Regions from separate parts of the Homo sapiens genome. Here region 1 is linked to region 2. The links are chromatin contacts, found by POLR2A ChIA-PET in ENCODE. All regions are on one chromosome and are shown on one strand. Each heading gives the region's core, a stretch centred on a gene start or an enhancer-like site at or near the end of the contact. The rest is flanking DNA. Distances are from core to core; before and after follow the strand shown.

Evidence for each region. ChIA-PET counts read pairs that join two places held with the same protein, here RNA polymerase II (POLR2A).
Region 1: POLR2A ChIA-PET joins it to region 2 with 12 read pairs in Panc1. The contact joins two enhancer-like sites. POLR2A ChIA-PET finds 5 or more read pairs at or near these places in 2 of 52 experiments (Panc1 and T-cell).

The regions. Positions count from the first base shown.
Region 1 is chr3:157,117,561-157,123,937 of GRCh38, reverse strand. LINC00880 (long intergenic non-protein coding RNA 880) reads left to right here and starts at 936. Exons shown (of 4, transcript NR_034007.1): 1 at 936-1,062. Within about 2 kb of position 4,342, at least 6 of the 41 ENCODE cell types and tissues checked have a DNase peak (open chromatin) inside an H3K27ac peak, as active enhancers do.
Region 2 is chr3:152,235,428-152,241,714 of GRCh38, reverse strand. No RefSeq gene overlaps it. Among named protein-coding and RNA genes, the nearest start is that of MBNL1, 30 kb to the left of the region's middle. Within about 2 kb of position 4,779, at least 3 of the 41 ENCODE cell types and tissues checked have a DNase peak (open chromatin) inside an H3K27ac peak, as active enhancers do.

The DNA.
Region 1 (6,377 bases), core at 3,093-5,592, 4.9 Mb before region 2:
TGCAGGGCACTGCCTTCCCTTAGAGCAATGGTTTTCAGACTTTCATGGACATCAAATGATGCAGAGGGCTTATTTTGTTGGGCTGTATTCCCAAAGTAACTGATTCACTAGGTCTGGGGTGGGGCCTGGGAATTTGTGTTTCCAGCAAACAAGCTCCTAGGTGATACTAAGCCTGCTGGTCCAGGGATAGACTTTGGGAACCACTAAGAGCATTTCATAGCATTTAAAAATTTCCTTCTCCTACATGCCTAGGAGACCAACTGAATCAGAATCTCTAGGAGTAGGACACAAGCATCAGTATTTTAAAAAACTGTCTAGGTGATTCCAAAGATGACCCCACTACCAGGTCTACCATTCCAAGTGAATGATTTCCAAATGATAGGCAACATAAAAACACCACCATTTGGGCAAGAAAGCATCATTTTTTTTACCCTGCAATAAAATAACAGTGGGATATGAATGGATAACGATAGCTAACAGTTGTTGAATACTTATATTGTGCCAGGATTAAATAATTTGCTCCAAACAACTATCCCCATCTTAAAGGTGATGAAACAGGCATCCCATGAAATTAAGTAACTTGTCCAAGGTCATGCACAAGTAACAGAGCTGGAATTTGAACCCAGGCCCTGCAGCCTCAGAGTCCCTGCACGTGGCCTGAACTATAGGGTACTCTGTGTAACCAGTCTGAGGGAGCATATTAACAGCCTCACTCTCTCTGGGCAGTTTCTATAGTGAACACTGAATGGGCCCCATCATCCAGCCAACTGGGCTATTATCCAGGATTCACCACTTAATAAGTTGCTATGGTTTAAACATTTTTGTCCCCTCCAAAACTCATGTTGGAACTTAATTCCCAAGGCAACAGTGTTGGGAGGTGGGGCCTAACGGGAGGTGTTCATGTCATTAGAGCTCTTCCCTCATGCTTCTGCTATGTGAAGAACAGTGTTTCTCTCCTACAGAGGATGCAGTGTCCAGGGCATCATCTATGAATGGAGACAACCTTTACCGGACACCAAACCTACCAGCACCATGACCTTGAACTTTCCAGCCTTCTGAACTGTGAGAAATACATTTCTGTTGTTTATAAATTACCTAGTTTTTGGAATTCAGTTATAGCAGGACAAAATGGACTAAGACAACAGTGATGCAATTTGATCAAGCTCTTTAGCCCTTCTGAGCCTGTTTTCTCATGGGGAAAATGCATATAAATGTGTCTAAATCAGAGGCCTGCTGGTAAGGCTAAAAGAAATTTGCCAAGGAGTGCCTAGCACAGAGCCGGGGTTCAGGAGACATTCACTCCCTTCCTCTTTTCCATCAGCTTTTCCTCTAAGGGTCCTCAGAACCCCAAAGAGTTTTTCCCAGTTGCTTCTTGGGCATCTTTGTAAGTACAGCTCTCTTGAGAACTGGCAGACACCTTTGACTGAAGAAATAAGTTCTGGGGAAATAAAGTTTTCCTGCTGGATGGAAGGAAGCACAGATGTTAGGCTTCGTTGAAAAATGAGTTCAGCTCATGACAGTTGAAAGTAAGGAAATCTGTGCTGCTACTTGAAGGAAAATAAGAACTGATTCCTGAGCTGTGGTTTCCCGGCATATCTCAGAGCAGCTGCATTGCATCAGGGGTCTGGGTATCAGATGGGGCTTCCACAGCTACAAGGTGTGCTGTGAGTCAGTTGTTACTAATAAAACAAAGTACTGAAGCTTGTTAGTGACTCACAAAATAGTAATGCATTAGATGAGATATGCATTGCTGTTTGAGAGTACTCTTGAGAGGGGCAGAGCCTTGTTTGCTGGGATTGTACACAATTCTGGGTAGGCCTTTGGTAAGGTAACTTGCAGGTGTCACCTGAACCAAATGCCAAAGCCGAGAATGATTGTATATGCCATTTAAAAGCAGATTGAAAGAACATTTTGAGGAAGTCTAGAATAACTAATTTTTATATCTTCCTACTTCTGCGATTTTTTAAAGGGAATCATAAAAGAATATATAGGTACCTTAAAACAAAGATGGGATGAATAACTTAGAGAAAGAAATATCTGATGGTGGTTGGGGGAAAGGGAGATGTAGGGTAAGAACTATGTCAGAAAATGTAGGCTAAGGAGGATCCTCAAAATTAAGTTCTGAGATTCCTAGGCAAAAAGAATAGTCCCATGCATTCCACAGCTTTCATTAACTGAAAAAAGAAAACATAGGCAAACTTCATTCTAGTACTAAAGTCCAAGTGGAAATTAGTTGCAAGGAATTTTTTATGTGAAGCAACATAATGAATATCTATGGCAATTTTACAGATAATTTAAAGCTGTTTTTCACCCGATCATTTCTTAAAATGACACTGGGTAAAGCTAAGGGGCATAATGCTAAATGATGTAAACAAACACTGTATTGAGTACCAAAGTGACTTAAGCCAGGAAGGGACTTCAGTGACTCCAGGGAGGAAAAAGTTTAGAGAACTGCAAAGTACCCTACATGCTATCCTTGCTGTTTTGGCAACATCTATACCCCTTTTAAAATGCAAAGATAAACTTTAAGAGCACCATTTAATAGCTCTTTAATGAAACTATGTTTAACCTGAGCAAGTTGTTGTGTATGCAAGATACTGGAAACGCCTTCTGTGGAAGGAAAGGCAAGTACAACTTTGTGCTTCTATTTGGATAAAAGGTTTTGAAGTGAAAGGCATTTGTGCAAATTACAAGCAGATTTTCAAGTCTAGAAAAACAAAAATCTCAACTGTGGATTAAGTTCTATTTTTTAACAAAAGTGAAATACTCTGCTTTAATTTCAGAAGTTAAAAAATCCTTTTTAACAACAGCAAAAAGGGGACCTGTTTTGAATTTAAAAGAAGTAGAGTGAGACAAGTTAGGAAAAAAAGAATTACCATTGCCTTTCTAAATTTATTATTATCATAATTGTCATTAAGTGTATTCGTCTTTCTTTAGGGTAAAGAGAGCTTTCCGATGGCCAAAATTTACTAGTCACTGAATTGTGTCCCAGGACACCCTTCAATAAAACTTGGCCTAAAGAAGCTTCAAGTTCCCTTCAAGTTCGAGGGCAGAGTCTGGGGTTCAGCCCAAGCCACTGGCATCCCTGAAGGGGCTGCAGGGCTCCTGACTCCAGGACCTCCTGGCATCCCGAATGCATGACCTCTCATGCCCGCCGCAGCACCTGCAATCTTGCCGGTGCTGCTTGGATTGCTGAGCAAACACTTGTTATTTGCGAAAGTACAAGGTTCAGTCTGTCAAACAGGGAAAACCAAACACCGAAGCACAGGAGCAGATAAGAGGGCCATGGTTGTGAGACCCACGCGGGCTCAGAGCGCGGCGGCGGGGCCCGGGCCTACCCGGCGCATGGGGGCTAAGGTGCAGCTAGGCAGGCCACGCGGCGCGGGCGGACGGCCTGGCCCGCGGAAACAGGCGCATAGGGCGGGAAAGTTCACCCGCCTTGCGGCGGCGACCGTTCTGGGTCGAACCGGCCATTGTAAGCCGCGCCGCTGGCGACCCGCCTGGGACCCCTTCGTGCCTTGGCCTTGGGGGGCCAAACACATCCCGAACGCCGTTCCCACCTTGCAGATTCTTGCAAGCTGCGGGTCCTACCTTGCTTCCCACGGGCTGATAACCCTGAACGTTCCCAGCGGGTAGAGGGCTTGCCACCTGCTGCTGAGCTGCGCTGCAGGCTTCCCCCGCCTCCTGCCGTAGGTCTAAGCCCAGAGACCAGAGGGGCCTTGGGCCTTGGCGCGCTGCCGCCGCCAGGGCACCGAGCGAGCCACTCTGCCTGACACTCATTTTTCTCTTCTGCAAAATGGGACTGACACCAACAATCACCTTCCTACCACCTCAGGGGGTTTTGAGGATCCCGTGAAATAACGGTGTGAAGATACTTTCAAAGTGGAAATCTCGGTTGTTACTAACTCATTTGTGAACCCCATTTTCTTCTTGATTTCTTCCTGACGTAGAATTGATCATCGTCACTGGGCTGTCTTAGCTACCCCTCCCTTGACTGTAATTTTAAATTTATCTGTGCATACCATTCCAAAAACAAACAAAAAAATCACGTGACCTGTGGTTTTATGTGTGAACAAAAGTTCTCTGAAAAGGAATTTAGAGGAAACAGACTTTATTACAATGAACAGTTTACAGACGAGGAAACATAGCCCTAAGTGTAAAATGAAGAGAACAAAGAGACAGTTTGGCGTTTACAGAGAAAATTCCTACCTGGGTTCCCAATCAGGTCCATTTATGCAAATGAACAATTCAAACTGGCTTGGTTCTGATTGATCAATGCAGCTGAGTCCTGATTGGTTGATGGGGAGCACAGCCTATTCCGTTGCTTCAGGCCACATGAGCGGTAACAGTCAGCTGTCAAAGCCCCAGTGTTAAGCCGACTGTGGGTTTTCCAGGAACTCAGAGTAGTGTGTAATCTCTAGTCAGTAAATGGCCGTTTGGCTCTATATTAAATTTATGTAGCCACTCAGGATTCATCTTGAGGGACTGGCTCTTTCAGATTCACTCATGTTTCAACTCTGCTGTTTATAAGTCCTCTATCTGTGTATACAGGCCTAGAGGTCCCAGGGCCGGATATAAAATTTCTCTGGACAGGGCCTGCTCCATAACCACCTTCACATGCTGTTCTTCAAACATATAGAATTGGGTTGATAGTGGAAACAATTTCAGGTACTTTAACCCAATTCTAAATATTCTAAATTTTAGGTATTTTAACCTTGGAATAATATAATTTTTTCTTCTTTTTTCTGTGTATAAAAAGACGTACATAGTTGATATGACACTATGTAATGTAACTCATAGATCACTATGTAATTTTGTACCTGCATTCATTCAGCATTTTAACATGAATTAATATTAATATTTTTCCATGTTAACTCTCTATGTAAAAACCATTTGCAATAAGCATTTTTCCATTTAGTAAGCTACCTCATATTTTATTAAATTGTTTTTCTACTGTTACACATAAGAGTTTTCTCCAGTTTTCCACTATAATAAATAATACTGCAGTGAACATCTTTCTTCCCAAAGCTTTTTTTGTTCTTTTTTTTCCTTGCTTTTGGTTTACCTCCTTAAAAGAATTCTGGGTCAAAGGTTATGAACATTTTTCAAAAGACCTTTGTTGTCATGATGGCAGAGAGGCAGCACTAAAATAGTTTGGAGCAATAGGGATTTCACCAAAATAGCTATGATTGATATCTGGAAAGAAAGACAGAGAAAATAATGGCATGGGAATCTTTCTAGAGTTTTAGGGCCTTGTTCTGATTTAAAAAAAAAAAAATATATATATATATATATATATATATATATGAAAGGAAAATAAATCTTCGGGCCCCCAAATCACTAAGGGAATAATCAAGCTGGGAACTGCTTAGGGCAAACCTGCTTCCCATTCTATTCAAAGTCACCCCTCTGCTCACTGAGATAAATGCATATCTGATTGCCTCCTTTGGAAAGGCTAATCAGAAACTCACAAGAATGAACCGTTTGTCTCTCAAGTATCTGTGACCTGGAAGCTCCCTCCCAGCTTCAAGTTGTGCCGCCTTTCCAGACAGAACCAATGTACAGCTTATATATATTGATTGACGTCTCATGTCTTCCTAAAATGTATAAAACCAAGCTGTGTTCTGACCAACTTGGACACATGTCATCAGGACCTCCTGAGGCTGTGTCATGGGCATGCATCCTCAACCTTGGCAAAATAAACTTTCTAAATTAACTGAGATCTGTCTCAGATATTTGGGGTTCACATATATATGAATATATGAAATAATTGTATATCTTAGAGTCCCATTCCTGGAAGTTTAAACAGCTGTACTCATAGCCCACACTTAAGTAGAAAGTTGGGAGAATATCTGACAGTATGGGTGACAACTGCTTACTCTAGGTGCAGATTGGGGCTTCTCAGGCAGCTATTGGCCCCAGGGTAATTAGCCTTCTGGTGACTACAGAAGTAGAAAGTAGAGATCTCCATCTACTTTACAGTTGAAGGCACTGAGTCTCAGCACACCCAGTTCAGTGGTTGTTAACTCTGGTTGCATAGTATAATCACTTAGGGTGATGAAAAGACATCCAGAAAAAAACATCCAGGATAGATCCTCAGATATTCTGATGTAATTGGTCTGAGGTGAGACCCAGGCATCATTACAATATGAAAGCTCCTTGGGTGATACTAATATGAATTAGGATTGAGAAGCTCTGGTATAGTGGGAAAAATATGGGCTTTGGAGTCACTAATATCTGATACAGCTCCCAGCTTTGCCATTTATTGGCCATGTCATTTTGAGTAAATTAATGACTACTCTCTGCTAAGGGTCCTCATTTTAAATCATAAAGTTGTCACAAGGGTTAAATGTAATAACATGCAAAGTGTTTTTCAA
Region 2 (6,287 bases), core at 3,530-6,029:
AAAGCTGAATAATATTCTATTGTATGTATATACCACATTTGTTTCCTATTTATCAGATGATGGACACTTGAGTTGTTGCTATCTTTGGCTATTGAGAATAATGCTGCTATAAACATGGGTGTGCAAATATCTGTTTGAATCTTTGCTTTCATTTTTTTTGTATATACACCCAGAAGTGGAATTGAATCATACTGTAATTTTATACTTTTTGAGGACCCACCATACTAAGTCCACCTATCTTTCTCACATTTCTTCCTCCTGCATGGGTTTCTGCTTCCTCCTATTTATCAAGACTCTTGCCAAAATCACCAGTGATCTCCCTGTTACCAAATCCAAAATCCAAAAGCCCTCTTACTTGACCTGTTTTCAGCACATGCCAATGTTGACCACTTCCTCCTCCAGGAAATGTTATCTGTCTTTCAGCTCTTGACTTCACTCTCACCTTCTGATTATGTGGCAACTTCTCTGATTTATTTATGAGTCTTTAAACTCTGCTCCTCTAGTAAATGTTGCCACTTCTCAGGATTCTGTCCTGGGCTTGCTCTCCTTACCCGACAATCTCACTATCCTTGCATGGTTTTAACTGGCAAATACTGATTGCTCCCAAATCTCTGTTTCCAACCCAGTTATCTCCCTAGAAAAGTTTTCACCAATGCAAAATATAAAATCATTTCTACTTGCAATGTACAGAAAAGAGTCTGCATAGAGGCCCTAAGATAAGCCTCAATTAATTTTTCAATTCTACTATTGTTTAAACTTCAGCAGGTCAGGCAACATTTTTGAGCCCTATTTCCTCACCTGTAAATGGGGCCTTAAATGACCACCTAATACGGTTACTGGAAGTATAAAACAAAGACTACTTAAACACTTTCTTATGTTTATAGTATTAAAAATACAGTTAAAGCAAAAGTCCATTTTAATTCCCTCTAACATGATTCTTCTCCCTAGAAATAAGTAATACTATCAGTTTGATGTGTATACTTGCTTAACTATTTCCTGTATAATTACCTGTAAGACACATAAGGAGTTAAATAATTTTGTGGGGTTTTAATGTAAATAACATCACACTGTATGTTCTTCACTGGGACTTTTAAAAAGCTTAATATGGCTTGAAGGTATCCCAAGACATACTTTTGAACTGATTCATATATATCTAATTCCCTCACTGATTGAATTTGTGTTACTCTTCACAGCTAAAAATAATGTGATCAGTTGAGCATTTTAAATATCTCTCTAAAAGTAGTACAAGTCTTTATGTGAGGTAGATACAGGAAAGTAGAATTGTTAGGTCAGAAGGCATATACATTTAAAATGTTAATTGTCACTGCCAAATGGCCCAGTCAAAAAAGGTTTAATCTCCAACATTTCCTGTTTTTTTATGCGATTGCCAGTATTTGCTTTAATTAAACTTTTAAAGATTTGCCAATCTGATGGACAAGAAAATGGAGTCTTAATATTTTTATTTTGCTTTTCCCTGATTACTGTGGATATTGAACACATATTAATGTTGTATCCTCCTTTACAATTCCAGTTTTGTGAACTACCTGTTAATTCATTCCAAACTTTTCTTTTTATTTTATCTCATTATTATTTTTTTTACCTGATCACCTACTACCAGGACCAAACATTTCTTTATTGCATAATTGTCAGCTTTTTATTGATATGTAGGATTATAAGTACATTCTGTTTGAATGCATTGCAATAATTTTTCTTTTTTGGTGATGGTCCATTCTCCCCATCCTCCATTTTAGGGCTTTTCATGCTGGCTATGGTAACCTCTTGAGATGACCCTAATATTCTCTGATAATGTCTTTGATTTCTGGCACAAGATAGCCAGGTTCATTTTGTGTATTTCTTGCCCCAGAACTGAAATCACCCATTTCTCTAAAGAACCTTCGTTGCTTTTGGTAGACAGGGATTTTTGAGATCACCATCTAAACCTTAGTAGTGCTTATTGCTATTGAGTTATTACTAGCATTTGGAATAAACTCAGTCAACACATTGTTAGTTTCTTCTATGTGCCAAGCAGTACATAATTGCAAGAAAAAATACATTTAAACATGTGTTAGGAGTTTATAATATATATGAACATGTTACATCATATATTGCATTAAAAATAGTTTATGATTAATATATCTAATACACAAAAATACCTTCTTTTTAAATACAATTCGGGCACTATTTTCTTATGAAAGGATATTTTGATAAAGGTAACAATATAGTAATAATCACATTTTGCATTTAGAACTTTCAAAATACCCTTCCAAAGAAATTTCAAAAACCATGCAGATTAGAAAAATATTAAAGTTTTCGTATTTCCCATTATTTTCATTTGCATTTACCATTTTAATCCTAAATCGGCTTTCTTCTTCTTTTTCTTCTTTTTTTGTAAATTTTGCTATTATGCGCCTATCACATAGAAGAAAATAAGCATCTGTGCATATGTCCCTGGAAACAGATTTCAAGTAAAATAAAATAAATATATTTATGGTTTTAACCACTATTTCTTTCTCAAGGTATATTTTCATGGCCACTTTAAAACTACTGAAGTAGCAATATTTCAACTGCTCTTTTCATAGCTCAGTGGTGACAGAAATATTTCTGGTTCACTGATTTTGTTTTTTACTTATTAAGAGAATGGCTTAAATATTTTAACATTCTTTAACATAAATAAATAAATATTTATGTTAACATTTATATTTATATTTATCTTAACATAAATTTAAATATTTAAATTCTTTAACATGCAGTTAAAGAATTGAAGAGGATAGCATAGTCTGATTATTTTCAAGTATCTCTGACCCTTAGTTTCCTTACATATAAAAGTGGATGATAATACTAACTCCACTGGGGTACTGTGAGGATTAATTGAATATCATAGGTACAGGGCCAAGAAGACCGTGTTTCCTGAGAACGATGGTGATGAGCATTTTCAAACCTAATTTGTGAATGAATAGTTGGACAAAAATATTCTTCTAATTTTTGAATATATTTATTTGAAAACATAGCAAAGGTTAACAAATCACATCTAGTTGTACATTTATATTACATTGATTGTGTTTACTAAGAAAAATGAACTTTAAAAAACTAGGAATATAGGAGATTTATGGAGAGTCATTCATTCAATACTTTGTATCTGCTATATGTAGGGAGTTATGATAGGGACTGGGAATACAAATAAATTCCAGCTAACTTTGGCTAATGGATGGATCAGCATGATATAGAGAAGAGAGAATTTGGAGTGCTTATTTGTATCTCCTTTATGCTGCCAGGGCATGGTTTTGGAAGTGTCTGTATCCCTCCACCTACAGCCACAGCTACTCTCTGTCTTTCTCAGTCTCAGCTATTAGCTATTACTAGGTTCCAATATCATGATTCTTCCTTGCCTTTCAGGTCTAGGGGTGGTAATCCAATTAGCAATTTCCACCATTGCTCATCTCTGCCATACCTCATTTACTACTAATCATGGCAACACCTCTAAATACTCCCTTCATTAAACTATATGAAATCGATCATTTAAAATATACCACTTCAAGCAGACATTGCTCAAGATTTACATTAGCCCTCGCTGGGCACAGTGGTGTGTACCTGTAGTCCTAGCTACTCGGGAAGCTGAAGCAGGGGGATCACTTGAACCCAGGAGTTCAGGTCCAGCCTGAGCAAGAAAGCAAGGTTCTAAAGGGGGAAAAGCAAGGTTAAAAAAAATATACATTAGTCCCGTCATACAATTAAATTATACACTTGAATTGGAAACTGATCTGCTAGAAGGTGTACCGTTTCAGGGGAAACGCAAAGGAGAGTTACAGAACATGTCCTAGGCTAGCCAAATCAAGAATTGGCTCAGAAAGTGTAATGATTGAATTGACACTTGAGGATGAGTAGGACTTCATGGGTGTTTGAAAGGGGAGGGGACAAATTGGAAAAGGCATGAAAGTCAGAGAAACAGAATCATATTCACGGAGCTACATGTAGTATCCTATTTGGGAGGCATAAACTGGAAGGGTTGGGAATGGGGTGGTGAAGGAGCACAACAGATGAAGCCAGAGAGAAAGGGGCTTCAGAAAATGGAGGGTGTTGTAAGGAACAGTGTCTTTTTTTTTTTTTTTTTTTTTTTTGAGATTGAGTTTCACTCTTGTAGCCTAGGCTAGAGTGCAATGGCGCGACCTTGGCTAACTGCAACCTCCACCTCCTGGGTTCAAGCGATCTTCCTGCCTCAGCCTCCCGAGTAGCTGGGATTACAGGCGCCCACCACCACGCCTGGTTAATTTTTGTATTTTAGTAGAGATGGGGTTTCATTATGTTGACCAGGCGTCTTATATGTCTTCCGAAGAAGAAGAAGAAAAAACTTCTAGTGTGAACAATCAGCTTTTTTGGGTGTCTGTGTTTTTTCCTACCCATTAATGATTCTCTTTCTTCTGGTGACAAGTTGTCACGATTTTCCTCTGAGGAACAGGCCCTTCTTTGGTATCACTGCATGTGAGGTGAGTGGCATCAATTTCCTCCTACACCAACATTGGTGTAAGCATATGACCAATGTCTGGGAAATAAGTTTAATTGTTTTCCTTTGACACAGTGATTGGTTCAAAGAGGAGCGTGTAATTCAAGCCAGCCAATAAGACTTACTTATGGAAATTTTAAGTTCTGCTTTTGCTGGGATTGGCTAGCTGTAAGAATTATATAAGCCTAAAACTGGGGACTACTGTGAGGAGAAAACCAGTAAAAGAATGAAGCCAACAGAGAGGAAAGCAGACCTGAGGGAAAGTGAGAAGAGGAAGAGGGTTCTGATGACATCATCAGAGTCTGTGACTCCAACTATGCCTGAATCCCTCTTCAGCTTGTTTTCATTAACTAAGCCAATAAATTCTTTCTTTTTTCTATAACCAGTTTGAATTAAACTTCTGTCACTTGCAACCAAAAGTCTTTTATAACAGGGAGGAAATCTGGAGGAAAGGGAATGTTTTATTTGAAGTGTAGAATGTCAAGAAAAGCAGGCTTTTTTATTGTCCTTAGACTAGCATTGTCTAAGAAAAACATAATGCAAACCATATGTATCATTAAAAATATTGTAGTCTCTACCTTAAAGAGAAAGAGGTGAAATAAATTTTAATAAAATATTTTATTTAACCCAATATATAAACAATGTTATCATTCAAATATGCAGCAATATAGAAAATCAGTTTCCCTTTTTAAATTTAAATTTAATTGATTAAAATTAAATATAATTAAAAATTCAGTTCTCAGTGGCATGATCATTGCTCACTGTAGCCTCAACCTCTCAGGCTCAAGCAATCCTCTTGCCTCTGCCTCCCAAGTAGCTGGGACTACAAGCATGCAACATCATGCCAGGCTTATTTATTTATTTGTTTATTTATTTGTTGAGATAGGGGTCTCACTATGTTGCTCAGGCTGGATATTTGATATTTTTTGAACAAAGAAATAATGGAAGCAAAACAATGCTTTTATAAAAATAATCTGACAGCTCCAGTATCTTTAAATCTTTCCTGATATCCCAGTCAAATTAATGCCTTTCTCTATAATCCTCTCACGTGGGGTCATAAGGACACATGCCAGGTTCTTCAGGGTCAGAAATGCTTAGTCATTTAGAATGCAGCAGCCATAGAAATAACTCATGCAGAGCAGGATTCTCTCAAGACCTAGCTCACCCATTCTTTTGTCCCTGATAGGATTTGGAACATCCCCATAGCATGAAGTGGCATTGGCTTTCTGATTTCTGCTTCTAGATCATCAGGGACAGTAGAAGACTGGAGTCAAATGTAAGATGCATGAATGATTAATAATACTCTTTCAAATGTATTCATTAACTAAAAGACCAATCCTGGTTTGAGACATGTTCAAACAGGAACACAAAGTCTTAGAATCAGGAAAATATACTATCTACTCTCTGCTCCAAAGGAGGAAAGTATGCTTCATTTTGTTGTTGTCTCAACTCAGTTCTTTGGCATATTAGGTACTGAAAAAAAAATTGTTTAATGTAACTAGTGAATTATAAAATACAAATAATAGTCTTTCTAATCTTCTTGGATAAATAATATAAAATAGAATTCTTTAAAAATAGTCTTCCATTTTTAATCTATTTAACATCTTTTAATAACTTTTTAAATTAAAATTTTCTGATCAACACTCCATTTTCTTTCTATTTTTTTATAAATGTGAAATTATTTAAAGATATAATACTTCTTACCTGGGACATTCATTACAATTTTAATCAAATGATATTGTAAGTTCCAAGAGTCTTCATGTCCTAGCAAATGGATTACATAAACAAA